3 separate regions of the Homo sapiens genome follow, and all the other regions are linked to region 1. The links are chromatin loops, found by intact Hi-C in ENCODE. Cell type or tissue: IMR-90. All regions are shown on one strand.

Evidence for each region. A loop is a pair of places that touch in the nucleus more often than their neighbours do. Peaks named below come from ENCODE experiments on the same cell type or tissue, not always from the same donor. Only the 100,000 strongest peaks of a DNase experiment are listed, where the experiment ranks them.
Region 2: a loop joins it to region 1, with 6 times the contacts of the local background. A loop is called at or near these places in 14 of 110 quality-filtered maps.
Region 3: a loop joins it to region 1, with 2.9 times the contacts of the local background. A loop is called at or near these places in 10 of 110 quality-filtered maps.

What each region holds. Positions count from the first base shown.
Region 1 is chr11:88,482,807-88,487,806 of GRCh38, reverse strand. No RefSeq gene overlaps it. Among named protein-coding and RNA genes, the nearest start is that of GRM5-AS1, 19 kb to the left of the region's middle. In IMR-90, a CTCF peak has its summit at 2,860 (motif pointing left); a DNase peak (open chromatin) is centred at 4,736; H3K27ac peaks cover 4 bases.
Region 2 is chr11:88,533,195-88,538,194 of GRCh38, reverse strand. All of the region lies in intron 8 of GRM5 (glutamate metabotropic receptor 5), which reads left to right. Among named protein-coding and RNA genes, the nearest start is that of GRM5-AS1, 31 kb to the right of the region's middle. In IMR-90, no CTCF peak of the experiment used is centred here; a DNase peak (open chromatin) is centred at 2,084; H3K27ac peaks cover 2,324 bases.
Region 3 is chr11:88,318,424-88,323,423 of GRCh38, reverse strand. All of the region lies in intron 2 of CTSC (cathepsin C), which reads left to right. Among named protein-coding and RNA genes, the nearest start is that of CTSC, 17 kb to the left of the region's middle. In IMR-90, no CTCF peak of the experiment used is centred here; a DNase peak (open chromatin) is centred at 3,043; H3K27ac peaks cover 470 bases.

The DNA.
Region 1 (5,000 bases):
TTTATTTGTTTTGTCATTATATTCACTAATAATCCTCAAATAAAATTTTGAGTTATGCTTAGGTCACCATCATGGAATGGATATCTGGGCAAAAGATTACAGTATCCTTTCCTTTAGAAGTTATGCTTCTCAGTGTAAATTAATAATTGACATCCTAGTAACCATACATCAATCTCCATGTACTTGTTTACTGTGAGTTTGTTCTAGGAGACACATTCACAGCCATATATCAACAAAGTCAGCTTTCTGAACCTGTAAACCTCCAGGTCTTGAGAGGATCAAGTATATGTTTACCCTATTAAAGACTATATATTAGCCTCTGGTAAATACTCCACTACTTTTTTCTCATTCATCTTTAGTTAATACATGAGAAATGAAATGTAGAGGGGATCTGGAGTCCTAGACGTAAGTTTTGACTCTGTGACTGATTTGCTTTATAATATTTGTCAACAGTAATTATCATTTATGTGTTCTATTATTATGTTCCATACATTGTCCTTGACATCTTACACACATCATCCTGTTTAATTATCCTACCAACCCTGCAAAAAAAGACGTAATGTATGGCAACTATTTCTATATTCCTCCACATTAGCAATTCTCTCATTCATCCTTAGAAAAAGAATCCCAATTTCATTAAAGGGTATTGATGCATAGAATATATACAAAATAATTGGAGCTCTAACAGCTGCCTTGGACTGTAGTGTGATTTTAAGTATAGAAGTCACTTGCTAAGGATGCAGAATAGGAATAGCTTGGATTCCTGATGATAGCAGAAGCCACTATACCTTCCCTGGCTTTTCCGCCTTTGTAGGTTTTTTACATAAGAAGGAAATATGCAACTGTTATTTTGGGCTTTCTTTGTATATTCCAAACGTAACACAAACTGCTACAGAATTGGATTTATTTTAAATTGAGGAAACAAGGTACAGAAAGATTATTTAACTTAAGATCACACAACTAGCATGTACTGAGCAGCAATGCTTGGCCTGGCAATACTATTCTAAAACCGAAATTCTTTGTCATGTTTTATGACCTCAAAAAAGATATTAATACTTTTTATGCTTTATGTTTTGTACAGAAGAAAACTTGTATCTACTGACACTTTTTATGTGTCAGGCATTGTGTTGGCTATTGTCACAAGGATATACATTGCCTTGTGTATCATTTAATCTCAAGATTCCCTGTGTCTAAAATTTAAGTGATATCTAAAAATTTAGAGATAAAATATCTCTTTTCATCTCTGTGAAACTAAAACCAAAAACCTCTTTGTACAATCTAGCAGGGAACACTTGTCAATATGCAGCCAAACATTGACTAACGTATTTTCTCCAAGTTAGGCCAGCTCCACCAGAGAAAATGATCTCTTCAACTTTGATAAACCCTCATATACAAGATTCAGAACAAGTGAACATCACACTTGTTATTTTCTTCTGATTCCTTTTCAAATAACACTGTAAGTGTTATTATTAGAACCTTAAGACCCATTAGAAACAGGATAAAAGAAAATAGAAGTAACTAGCTCTCCTACTGGGATAAGAGATGAAACAAGAGAGAGAAAGTTTTGTTCTCCAAAGCAGCAATTCCACATTATGAGATTACATAAAGAAGAAACACACACACTCACATATACACCACTCACCACACACACACACACACACACACACAGAGAGAGAGAGAGTGAAAGGGGGGTGGTGGAGGAACACAGAAAAACAGAGCAAGGAAAAAAATTAGAACATTTTGGAGGGAAGGGTTCCAGATGGCAGCCAGGATGAGCCTCTGCCACAAAGATGAACCAAAATATCAGGTAAACATTCACACGTTGAAAAGATTTTTTGAAAGAGAACACTAAAATTCAATAAAGAGGCAACAGAAGACACCATGAGTGAAGAGAGAGAGAGCAGGGCTGCCTGCTCAGCATTGCTGGGTGCCAGGACCAGCCTCCAGACCTGGACCCAGATCCAAGGAAGGGATGAGTGAAGGAACCTCAGGGCATAACATTCCTGCCATAGACCTCTGAGATCCTAGCTACAGGAGAGTTCCATGACCCGTGTAGACCTTTAGACTGGCAGACAAAGCCTGCTCGTGGTGATCTTGAGTCAGGGAGGAACCCCCCCACTCAGAACAAAGAGAAAAGTGTAGCACAGGTTCATGTAGTGGCATGGGAGATGGGTACCCCTCCCTTCATAAGACTAGACTGGGAAGGGTGAGGCCTGATAGCCATGGTTTCTGTTCAAGGGAGTCTCACAGCCCAAAACACCTGGAATGACTAAGTGATCTGAATGCAGATAGCTTGAGTCTAGCCTAACCATTTTGGCCTGCTGTCAGCAGCAGAATGTTGGAGGGAGACCTGCTGCACCAGGGGTGTGGGAGCTGGGCCAGTCCCACTGCTGCCTGCTGGGCTGAAAACCCCAGGCCACCCAATTTGCCTTAAGCAGACTCTGTGGTACAGGAGAGGCAACTCAGCCCCTTGGCCCCAGCTGCCTGAGAGTCTGCCTATAGCCGTGCCAGGATTGGGGCTTGTGCTCGCCTCAGAGAGCATGGTCACAGGTTTGTCTGTCCCAGCCCCACCCAGATTTGCTTCCTCCAGCTGCCTGGGTGGCAGAGCACAGGACAGGAACCCCTGGAAACTCCAGGGTCCAGCCCATTGCCAAGGATACTCTCGTACTTCCCCTCATTAACAAAGGTCAAGTAAAATTTCCACGGCCACCACCACAACTACCTCCCGCCTGCAAGTGCCACCTATTAGCCTGAAGGTCAACCTATATGTGTCATCACAACTTCTCCTGACACCATTATAGAGCACTCAGGCAGCTCATACTTGAAAGTGCCACCTACAGGCCAGTAGGGTGAACTGCAAAAGCCAATATAATTCCTGCTGACACACGTGCACAGCACTGAGGAACAAAGTTCCAGAGACCTCCACCTCCCATCTCTGTAAGAGACAACAAGCCTGCTCACACATGTAGTACACTGTTGCTACAATCTACAAACAACCAGCATTTAAGAAAACCACTACATGAAGGCCATCTATAACCAAGGAATTTATACAGATCTTTGGCCCCCTAAAAGCACAAGAAGCAGAGAAAAAGAATGCTACTCAACATACACAACAGTCACACACTCAAAGTGGAAAAAATCTCATCCAAATGAATGTAAACTCACAGCTTCTCTGGAAAGAATTTTGGCAATGGCTATTTTCCCAGGAATTAACACCAAAATTTATATGCAAATATGTTCATTGTCTTCTTATTTACTGTGTGACCTTTGGCTTTCTCTTAAAATAAAAGCCACCTTTAATTTATAACGTTTCATTCCTGTGAAAAATATTAATTTAACAAAGTCTGTGACAGGTTTTCTTGCCTTCCATAAATGATTTAGTAATACTAAACTCATTAGGGGAAACATGAAGTTTCCCAAAGGTACTACCTGTAGGTGCTCTAAATTCTTTAGAATGTGAATATTCTCATATGATGACTAGGACAAGTGTCTCTCTCATTCATTCATTCATGCATTCATTCATTCAACAGATGGTTTATGACTGCCTACTATGTGTAAGGCACAGTGCTAGGCACTAACGATGCAATGGTGAAAAGAAACATGTAGTTGTCACTCTCTTGGGCCATCTAATCCAGGAGGAAAGATAAATCAAATAATTACACAAACAAATAAGAAAGCAGCAAATGTAAAGATATGTTTTGAATATCAGCTGTCAGTCAGGGAACAGGCAACATAAAAAATAAGGTAATAACAAATTTTTATTTTATTGTGAACTTAGCAGAAATTTTATTTTCACAAATTTTACAGTCTTGGCTTTAACTATTCCATGATATACTTGAAAACCTCTTATACTTAGCTAATGAATGAACCTTCACCTTGGCTTTGTTGTTCTCTCTTCAAACATTTGAAAATTTGTGAAAATCTCGGGACTTGTTCCTCATAAACCACAAGAGTTTATCCTACAGTCAGTGTTTCTCCCAGGATTGACCTATCTGGAAATTAAGGCTTTAACTGCCTTTAGTGCTATAAGATCAGGATTTGTTGTATTTAGGGCTATATCCTCTGCACCCAGTATCTACTATATAATGAGTGCCCAGTACATGATTGTTTATTGATTGAACTGCTGGGATAGTTTGTTTAGAATAAGTAAAAGGAGGCTCTTAGAAAGTGATGCATGACCTTGCCTACTTGTCAGAACCACCTGGTGAACTTAAAAAAAAATAAAATCCTTGTTGTTCTTTCTTGGCAATTGTGAAAAGGAATAACCAGCATAATTTTGATAGTACCTACTGTCACTCTCAAAGTGTACCAATTTGGTTGGTAAATTATGTGAGACAGATATATATATATGCGTGAATATTAAATATAAGAAGACAATAGAAGTCAAAGGTGGGTGTCATTGGATGTACCTCTACCATACACAGACTTTGGAGTCAGACAAACCTACATTCCAATCCCTGCTCTTCTACTTACTAGTGGTACCATGAGTGAAGAAAAAAATCTTACTTAAACTGGCATCTGTGGCAAGTTACTTTACCTCCCAAAGACTCAGTTTCATCAACTAAAAATGCAAATAATATTGGTTTCTTACTCATAAGGCTGTAGTGATTATTAATAATGTGCAAAGAATGTTGGTATGGCACAGAGTAAACAGCAGGTGAATAAAATGGTTTCTCCCCAGTACATACATGCAGTGGGTTCCCAACTGTCTTTTTCCCTTAAGAAATGAGACCCACACCCTTGAAGGAGACATAGATAATGGTTTGCACATGACACACTTAATGACTTGTGGGAAAATACTTTCATTTCACATCACTATTTTGTTCAACATATCTGGATTATAGTTTCTTTCCAAATAACTAGCTGTTGACTTGAAGGATGACACACGCACAAAGCCTTCTCGTTATTCAGGAGGAAACAAGATAATTTAAATAGTCCAATTTTTACCTCTTTGTAGCTTTCTTTTGTGATTTGTTTGGGGATGTTAAAAAGGCCAAGTT
Region 2 (5,000 bases), 50 kb before region 1:
AATTTAACACATTTCCATAATATTGCTATGCTGTAATTTATTAAACTATTCTCCCGTGGTTGGTTTGTTCTTTTTTGTTGAGGTTTTTTTTTTTTTCTGTTTTCTATAACATTGAAGGAAAAAATCTTTGTGCAGAAACCTTTGAGCTTATGTTGAATTGTTTCCTTAGAATAAATTCCTAGAATTACTAAGTCAATACAGCTGATTTTTTACTTTTTAATTCCTTATTTGCATTGCTTCCCCACTTTTCAGCTTTTACCTTTCCATTATTTTCACAGAACACAGTGAAATATGTTACCTGGCAATTTCTCAAATCATTTTGCAGCTTATCTTCACTTTGCCATTAGTTTCTGGAGCTATTAATCATGCTCAGTTTTTGTTTTTAATCTGATTTATCTGAAGGAATCAAGTTGACATTTCAAGTCTGTGCAAAAGATGTTTTTCTGCGCACGGAGACCACAAGATCTGATGGAATATCTAGTAAATCATTCCAATATATTTACATATATAGATAGATAGAAGGTTGAGAGATGATATTGAAGAAAGGAATTACCTTGCAATAGTACTGCATAATATTGATCTTTTTAAATTTGGCTTCACTGTTTCCCTCTAACCTAAAGATCCATAATGACTTCCCTTCTGCCTTCATCTAGAATTTTCCTCTGATCAATTAGACTTGGAAGGCTGACTTGGGCTTTCCTTCAGCTCTCTTTGTAACACTCTGAAGTTGTTAAAATATTCTACCATCTCGTCCCTGTCTGTCTTCTGCTATCACACTGTATCCCACACATCGAAACTGATTGTCAGCTCTTCTTAGTGATGCCTCTTTTACAGCCTTCAGATTTTTGGTGTATTTCTGTCTAGGAAAACTCCAGCCAGAGAAATGCCAATCTGTTTGCATGTTAACAAGGGGCCCAGAGGGTGATTTATTCCACTTGACCATTATGTAGTCAAATTTGACCTTTTAAAAAATAAGCGTATATTGTGCTCAAAGCCTAGCTCCACTAAGTATACACTATTAACTTCATGTACGACCTTTTCAGTCTCTCAAATGTGCCATCAGATTATTTAAATAAGGGGTTTTTAAGCATGAAATAAAGAAAAAGTAAGTTGTTAATGAAGAGCATGAGATTTGGAGGTAAAACATCTGGTTTCTAGTGGCACTTCTGAGACTTACAAGCTATGGGGTCTTGACCAAATTGTGAAGCTTTCTGAGCCAGTTTCCTTATCTGCTGAATGGGGATAATTATATTCCTGAGTTTGTTAAGAAAATTAAATGATATAGGGAAAGTTTTTCTATAATAATGTGAATGCTATTCAAAAGTATATTACACCATAGTTTCTCTCTTCACTTTATGACTGCCAAGATCCAAAATTAGGATGGTCCCAAAAGGAATGTGGCAATAAATCTGTAGAATAAGATGCAATGTGCAGCATTCTACCTCATATATTTTCCCTAAGATGTTTTAAAATTATAAACTGTGTTTCTGGGTGATCACTAAAGATATCATCTAGAGGTAGATGTTTGATCCAAATTTCACCTGAGGTCGAAAAGCTGAGGTCTTGGCTGGTGTTCAAGGAACCAACATGGGAACAGAATTGAATGTGCTCAAAGCTGTTATAAAGCTTTGTGTTGGTACAAAGGGGGAGTGGATACAATAACTACAGCAAAGTCAAGATTAAAAACTAAAGTCAGAAAAATTCTGTCTCAAGGCAGGGAGGCAAAGGGAAAGAGAGAGCTAACAAATAAAAACTGGCTCCAAAATTTGCTATAACTGGTCTCAAAGAAGATGGTGGCTGGAAAGAACTCCTAAATCATCACTGAGTTGAGCCAGGATTACTTGTATATGGATCTGTCACTGACTAATAAGGAATAAGCACATAAGCCCACTGAGGTTCATTTTCTTTTTTGTGTGTGTGACACCTTCTTATTCAAATTACACAAAAGATAATTGCAAACAATTTTTGTTAAATATGTATAAGCCCATGCCAATTCTTCAATATATGTGAACAAAAGCGTTTTCAGAGTAGTTATAAGGCTTCAGTACTATGAGCTGAATCATTTCCCATGACCTAATCAGTTTAAGAATGTAACACTAAACCCACAGTAACTGGTTATGACTGTAACTAGCATAGCTTTCAGGAAATGAACAAGGGTGTTTCTTCCATGATTATAAGGACCAATTGTTTAGGCTTTCTCTAAGTGTGGATTATTGAGAAAATAATACTTTGTTTTACCCAATCGATCTCTCTCTTTTTTGCTCCTTACAAATCTAACTTATTAACTCTCACACTTATTTTATATAAATGGTACATACAGAAAGGAGCATTATTTAAAAGAACACAAACATCTAAGTAACACTAAAGTATTTGTTAGTAGTAACTTCTTTAGATTCATCATATATATACACTCACACACATGTGTACACACACAGAGAGACACACACAGTATTTATAAACAGTCAAACCTAAGTAAATGCTATAACAATTTCAGAAATTCTTAGACTCAGTTTTGGAAGAAAAACTAATGAAACCAAGTATAGCAGATAGGAGGATTTCAGCCTCAGAAAGTCTATAACCTAACTCAAAGTGGCTTAAATGATAACAAATTAATCTCACATAAAAAGAATTTCTGACACTAAAAAGGCTAATTCAGTAGCTCAAAGGACACAATGGCTCAAGGACCTACTTATTTCGACCTTTCCAGTCTACCACTGAATCACTGGACCACAGTTTTTGAAATGTTGGCTTAGCTTCTCTCATGCCTGCCATATGGTTGGAGCATTGTCAGGTATCACATCCAGACCACTGTCCACAGAAAAAGAGACTATGTTTTCCAGTGTTTTATTAATACTAAAGAAATCGTTCTCAGAAGTCTCCAGAAGACTCTCTCCCATGATCATTGGCTAAAACTGATGAGTAAAGTGGCAAGTGAATCTGATAATTACTATTATCATCTTAGTCTAATCAGTGTCTACATCGTGAAGGTAAGGATGGGATGGCTTGTTAAGAAGAATGTGACAATGCAAAGGAAAGGCAAATATCTTAAAAAAATAAGTATCTTCCATGTAACTGTATTAGTTCGTTTTCATGCTGCTGATAAAGACATACCCGAGACTGTGCAATTTACAAAAGAAAGAGGTTTAATTGGATTTACAGTTCCACATGGCTGGGGAAGCCTCACAATCATGGCAGAAGGCAAGGAGAAGCAAGTCCCATCTTACAAGGATGGCAGCAGGCAAAGAGAGAATGACAGCCAAGCAAAACAAGTTTCCCCTTATCAAACCATCAGCTCTTGTGAGACTTACTCACTACCATGAGAACAGTATAGGGGAAACTGCCCCCATGATTCAATTATCTCCCACAAGGTCCCTCCCACAACACATGGGAATCATGGGAGTACAAGTGAAGATGAAATTTGTGTGGGGAAACAGAGCCAAACCATATTATTCTGCCCCAGCCCCTCCCAAATCTCATAACTTCACATTTCAAAACCAATCATGCCTTCCTGACAGTCCCCTAAAGTCTCAAATTATTTCAGCATTAACTCAAAAGTGCACAGTCCAAAGTCTCTTCCAAGACAAGGCAACTCCTTTCCACCTATGTGCTTGTAAAATCAAAAGCAAGTTAGTTACTTCCTAGATACAACGGGTGTACAGGAATTGGGTAAATACAGCCATTCCAGATGGGAGAAATTGGCCAAAACAAAGGGGTGACAGGTCCCATGTAAGTCCAAAATCCACCAGGGCAGTCAAATATTAAACTTCCTTTGACTTCATGTCTCACATCCAGGTCACGCTACTGCAAGAGGTGACCTCCCATGGTCTTAGGCAGCTCCACCTGTGTGGCTTTGAAGAGTACAGCCTCCCTCTCAGCTGCTTTCACAGGCTGGTGTTGAGTGTCTACCGCTTTTCCAGGCACACAGTGCAAGTCGTCAGTGGATCTACATTCTGGCGTCTGGAGGACAGCAGCCCTCTTCTTACAGCTCCACTAGGCAGTGCCCCAGTAAGGACTCTGTGTGAGGACTCCAACCCCACATTTCCCTTCTGCACTGCCCTAGCAGAGGTTCTCCATGAAAGCCCCACTCCTGCAACAAACTTCTGCCTGGACGTCAGACATTTTCATACATCTTCTGAAATCTAGGTGGTTCCTGAACCTCAATTCCTGACTTCTGAGTACCCACAGGCTCAACACCACATGGAAGCTGCCAAGACCTGGGGCTTGCATCCTCTGAAGCCACAGTCTGAGTTCTATGTTGACCCATTTCAGCCATAACTAGAGTGGCTGGGATGCAGGGCACCAAGTCCCTGGCTGCACACAGCTCAGGGACCCGAGGCCTGGCCCACGAAACCACTTTTTCCTCCTAAGCCTCCAGATCTGTGATGGAAGGGGCTGCCTGAAGACCTCTGACGTGCTCTGGAGACATTTTCCCCATTGTCTTGGGGATTAACATTTGGCTCCTCATTACTTATGCAAATTTCCTGGAAATTTATAATTTAATTTTCCTTTTTGTCAGTCATTCATGCATACCTCATTCAATAAATATTATTACCTATACTATCATAGGCACTGGGAAGATAGCAGTGAAGCATACGGTTCAGAACCCATGCCTTCATAGAGCTTGCATTCTATCACAGATTCCACTGGGGGAAAACAGAGAATAAATAAAATAAATAAGTAAAATATAAATTATTTTAGATAAGTTTTCCTGATAAAAGCAGGAAATGGTAACAGAAAGAGTAGAGTGGTAGTTGCCTTTTTAAATAGGGTGGTCTGGCAGGATGTATTGAGAAAGTGACATTTAGGCAAAAATTTGAAAGAAGTAAGCTTTGAGGATATTTTTAATGAAAGCATTAAAGGCAGAGGAAATGGCCAAAGCAAAGACACTATGCTGGGAGGATATCTGGTGTCTTCAAGCAACAAGAAGATCATTGTAGATGAAGCAATGTGAGCAAGGGAGAAAAAGTGACTTTTGGGATCAGAGAGATAGTCAGGGAGTG
Region 3 (5,000 bases), 160 kb after region 1:
TGCCCTGGCCAGAACTCCCAATACTATATTGAATAAGAATGGTGAGAGAGGGCATCCTTGTCTTGTGCCAGTTTTCACGGGGAATGCTTCCAGCTTTTGCCCATTCAGTATGATATTATCTGTGGGTTTCTCATAAAAAGCTCTTATTATTTGAGATACGTTCCTTCAATACCTAGTTTATTGAGAGTTTTTAACATGAAGCGATGTTGAATTGTATCGAAGGCCTTTTCTGTGTCTATTGAGATAATCATGTGGTTTTTGTCTTTAGTTCTGTTTATGTGATGAATGACGTTTATTGATTTGCATATGTTGAACCGGCCTTGCATCCTGGGGATGAAGCCAACTTGACTGTGGTAGATAAGCTTTTGGATGTGCTGCTGGATTTGGTTTATCAGTATTTCATTGAGATTTTTTGCGTCGAAGTTCATCAGGGATATTGGACTGAAGTTTTCTTTTTGTTGTCGTATCTCTGCCAGGTTTTGGTATCAGGATGATGCTGGCCTCATAAAATGAGTTAGGGAGGAGTCCCTCCTTTTCAATTGTTTGGAATAGTTTCAGAAGAAAGGGTATCAGCTCCTCTTTGTACCTCTGGTAGAATTCAACTGTAAATCCATCTGGTCCTGGACTTTTTTTCATTAGTAGGCTATTTATTACTGCCTCACTTTCATAACTTGTTATTGATCTATTCAGGGATCCAACTTCTTCCTGATTCAGTCTTGGGAGTGTGTATGCATCCAGGAATTTATCCATTTCTTCTAGATTTTCTAGTTTCTTTGCATAGAGGTGTTTGTAGTATTTGCTGTTGGTTGTTTGTACTTCTGTGAGATCAGTGGTGGTATCCTGTTTATCATTTTTTATTGTGTCTGTTTGATTCTTCTCTTATTTTTGACAAAGCTGACAAAAAGAAGCAATAGGGAAAGGACTCTCTATTCAATTAATCCTACTGTATATCTGGCTAGCCATATGCAGAAAATTGAAACTGTTCCTGTTTCTTAATCCATATACGAAAATCAACTTACGATGGATTAAAGACTTAAATGTAAAACCCAAAATTATAAAACCCTGGAATAGAATATAGGCAATATCATTCTGGACATAGGAATGGGCAAAGATTTTATGAGAAAGACACCAAAAGCAATTACAACAAAAGCAAAAATTGGCAAATGAGATCTAATTAAACTAAAGAGCTCTGCACAGCAAAAGAAACTACTGTCAGAGTGAACAGGCAACCAACAGAATGGGAGAAAATTTTTTCAATCTATCCATATGACAAAGGTCTAACATCCAGAATCTACAAGGAACTTAACAAATTTACAAGAAAAAAGGAGCCCCATTAAAAAGTTGGCAAAGAACATGAACAGACACTTCCCAGAAGATATTCATGTGGCCAATAAACATGAAGAAAAGCTCAACATCACTGACCATTAGAGACGTGCATATCAAAATCACAATGAGATACCATCTCATGTCACAATGGTGATTATTAAAAAGTCAAACAACATGCTAGTGAGGTTGTAGAGAAATAAGAACGCTTTTACACTGTTGGTGGGAATGTCAACTAATTCAACCACTGTGGAAGACAGTGTGGTGATTCCTCAAGGATTTAGAACCAGAAATATCATTACTGCATATAGACCCAAAGGAATAGAAATCATTCTATTACAAAGATACATGCACATGTATGTTTATTACAGCACTATTCACAATAGCAAAGACATGGAATCAACCCAAATGCTCATCAGTGATAGACTGGAAAAAGAGAATGTGGAACATAAACACCATGGAATACTATGCAGCAATAAAAAGGAATGAGATCCTGTCCTTTTCAGGGACATGGATGGAGTTGGAAGCTGTTATCCTCAGCAAACTAATGCAGGAACAGAAAACCAACCACCACATGTTCTCACTTATAAGTGGGAGCTGAACAATAGAACACATGGGCACAGGGAGGGGAATAACACACACTGGGGCCAGTCAGGGGGTGGGGGGTCAAGCTGAGGGAGAGCATTAGAAAAAATAGCTAATGCATTCTGGGCTTAACCCATTTATGCCTAGTGTTCCATTTCTGGAATGCTAAGCATGTGGAAGTTCTTTATATCCTGCTCAAGGTCATTGCCAAGGTCTGATTTTTCACATTCAACAAATTGCAACCTCTGGCATAAATGGGTTAATACCTAGGTGATGAGTTGATAGGTGCAGGAAACCACCATGGCACATGTTTATCTATGTAAGAAACCTGCACATCCTACACATGTACCCTGGAACTTAAAAAATTTAAAATATATATGTATATATATTTAATATGGAATTTTAAAAATTACTAATGAGTTCTTTTATCTGAGTAATTTTGCATCAACATGCTTTTATTATGGAAGAGAAGATTCAGTGAGTACAAAATTGCAGATACATGTGTCAGAAGATCCCTGAATATAATAAGGCTTAGTATTCTGTGTCATAATTGCCTGTTTGTATTCCTCTCTGGTCTTTAAACTTCATTAGGGCAAGGATCAACTCCATCTTACTAACCATTTGATTCCCTATGTATTACACGATATATGACCAATAATAAGCCTTCAATAAATACTTGTAAAATAAAGAATGTTATGTAATATATCATGTGGTATTGTTTTATTGATGTGTTCTTTGAAGTGTTACCTTTGTGTCCTTAGAGGCTATGGTGGGCCCTCAGGCCATATATGTTGGATGATTTAGTGGAAAAGAGATTAGACTTTTATATTTTATTCTATTTATTTATTTATGTTTTAATCTTGTGTAAGCCTATAGAGGCCAAGATAGGGCTCAGAGTTAAAAACAGTGATGTTCTAACTTTCAAAACTACTAAAAACAAAATTAGCTATCAAGGGAAATCCTGAGTGTTCTGACTGCAGGGGTTCCCCAAAGCCTGGAGGACCGAAGCTTTGAAATGCTGCATGGTGTGCCTCACCTCTGTTGAGTATAGTGAGGAACATGAGCTGAGGAGTGGATTAGATGAACTCTTAAGATTTTTTTCCAACTTTACGGTTTGAGTTTATGAGTAAGTAAGTGAGGAATGAGCCCAGGGACTTTGACTACTTTGCTGTGCAGTAAATTGCTGTTTTCTTAGCTAATTCTGGAGTGTGTATTTTGGTTTTAATGTAATGTCCTTTCAGCACTGGAAATAAACAGATTTATGACCCTCCATTTTCACATGTAAACTTCCAGTTCCTTCAGTAAAATGCTGGAAGTTGCTTGGCTGTAACCACTGTAACTATTTCCTGGCAGTTTTGCATTTTATTACAATTCGACTTTTTAAATGCATGGTTCAGTCCAGTTAATAGGCAGAAAACTATAGCTATTCCTTGGAACTGACATAGGGAAGTTGGTTTCTTTCTGAGGAAAGATGTGACACTCTGATGGATTTGGCAAAATACCAATTCAGTAAAATTTGCCTGGTTCCTTTCTGACAGCAAATGGAGGTAATTGTACGTATATAGATTTCTACAGTAAACAAAGGGCAAAAATGGAAACATTTTTTGTTTTTTAATGTTGCTGGAATATAATATTTCCATATTTGGTTAATCATCAAATCATTCAACTCCATGCAAAGTACTCTTTTCAAAATTACAAATCATCTTGATGGATTAGACTTGGATGTCTAAATTTTTTATTATGTATTCTAAATTATCTATAGGTACATTTTGAAAATTATATATACATGTATCACTGTACTACATTTGTTATAAAATGTGAAATATTAAGCGATTAAATACTTTATTAATGTCATAAAATTGTGCCCTACCCAAAATATATTTTAAGAAGATATCATTTGAAAATAATGTAAAATATTCTTCATTATTATGATTTTGTTGCCAAAAGTAATGTTAGAGTCCCTGTTACTGATAATTTTCATGACTGTAAATTTTCAACATTTGGAAACAAAATTTTCTGATGTGTTTTAAAATCTTAAAGAATTTCAGTAGATTTTGACACATTTTTGTTAAAAGTATGAAAGTGTCACAGCTTTAGAAGGATTTAGAATAATTATCAATTGGTATTAGGGATGACAATTTTAATAGACAAATTTTAACTGAAACATTTGCTTTATTGATGTCTAGGACTAAAAAAAATATTATAGTGATGGAACCATTTCAAAACATCTGTTTTTAAAAACTTCTGTCAACATGTTTGACAGAAGTCAGAATAGGGTAATTATAAAAAAACTGCCATTTTCTTATGTTTGCATCATTAGTATTTGCAAATCCTTGTTTCTTTGCAAGTATATTTTAAACTACTTGTTCATTTTATGAGTGTTAGCCTGATTAATTCAGATAAGATGCTCAAGTCAGTTTAAGCAGGCAGATGTGAAAAAGGGAATATGCTGTGCCTTAACTATCTTATAGGGACTTACTAGCACACTGTACATAACAGATGAACATCTGATATTAGATCTGATGGGCACACCAATGTTGTTTCATATATTAAATAATAGTGGAAGTTTTCAATTTAATTAGTTTATTTATTTATTTATTTATTTTTGAGCCGGTGTTTCCCTCTTTTTGCCAAGGCTGGGGTGCAATGGCACATGGTTGCAGCTCACTGCAATCTCCACCTCCCAGGTTCAAAGGATTCTTCTGCCTCATCCTCCCAAGTAGCTGGGATTACAGGCGTGTGCCACTATGCCAGGCTAATTTTTGTATTATTAGTAGAGACAAGGTTTCACCATGTTGGTGAGGCTGCTCTCAAAATCCCGACTTCAGGTGATCCACCCGCCTCAGCCTCCTAAAGTGTTGGGATTACAGGCATGAGCCACTGCGCCTGGCCAATTGTATTTTTATGTTAGAAATATATATGGGAGTTACAATACTTTGTTTCCAATGTTCCGCTGGAAACCACTGGTTGAAAGGATAGGTCCCAGTGTCAGCTGCCCAGTTGGCAGTTTTGGATAGAATATAAGTTCTATGAAGGCATGGATGAAGTATCCTTCATGGTAATGATGGTAATGTTAGTATAGTCACTTGTTT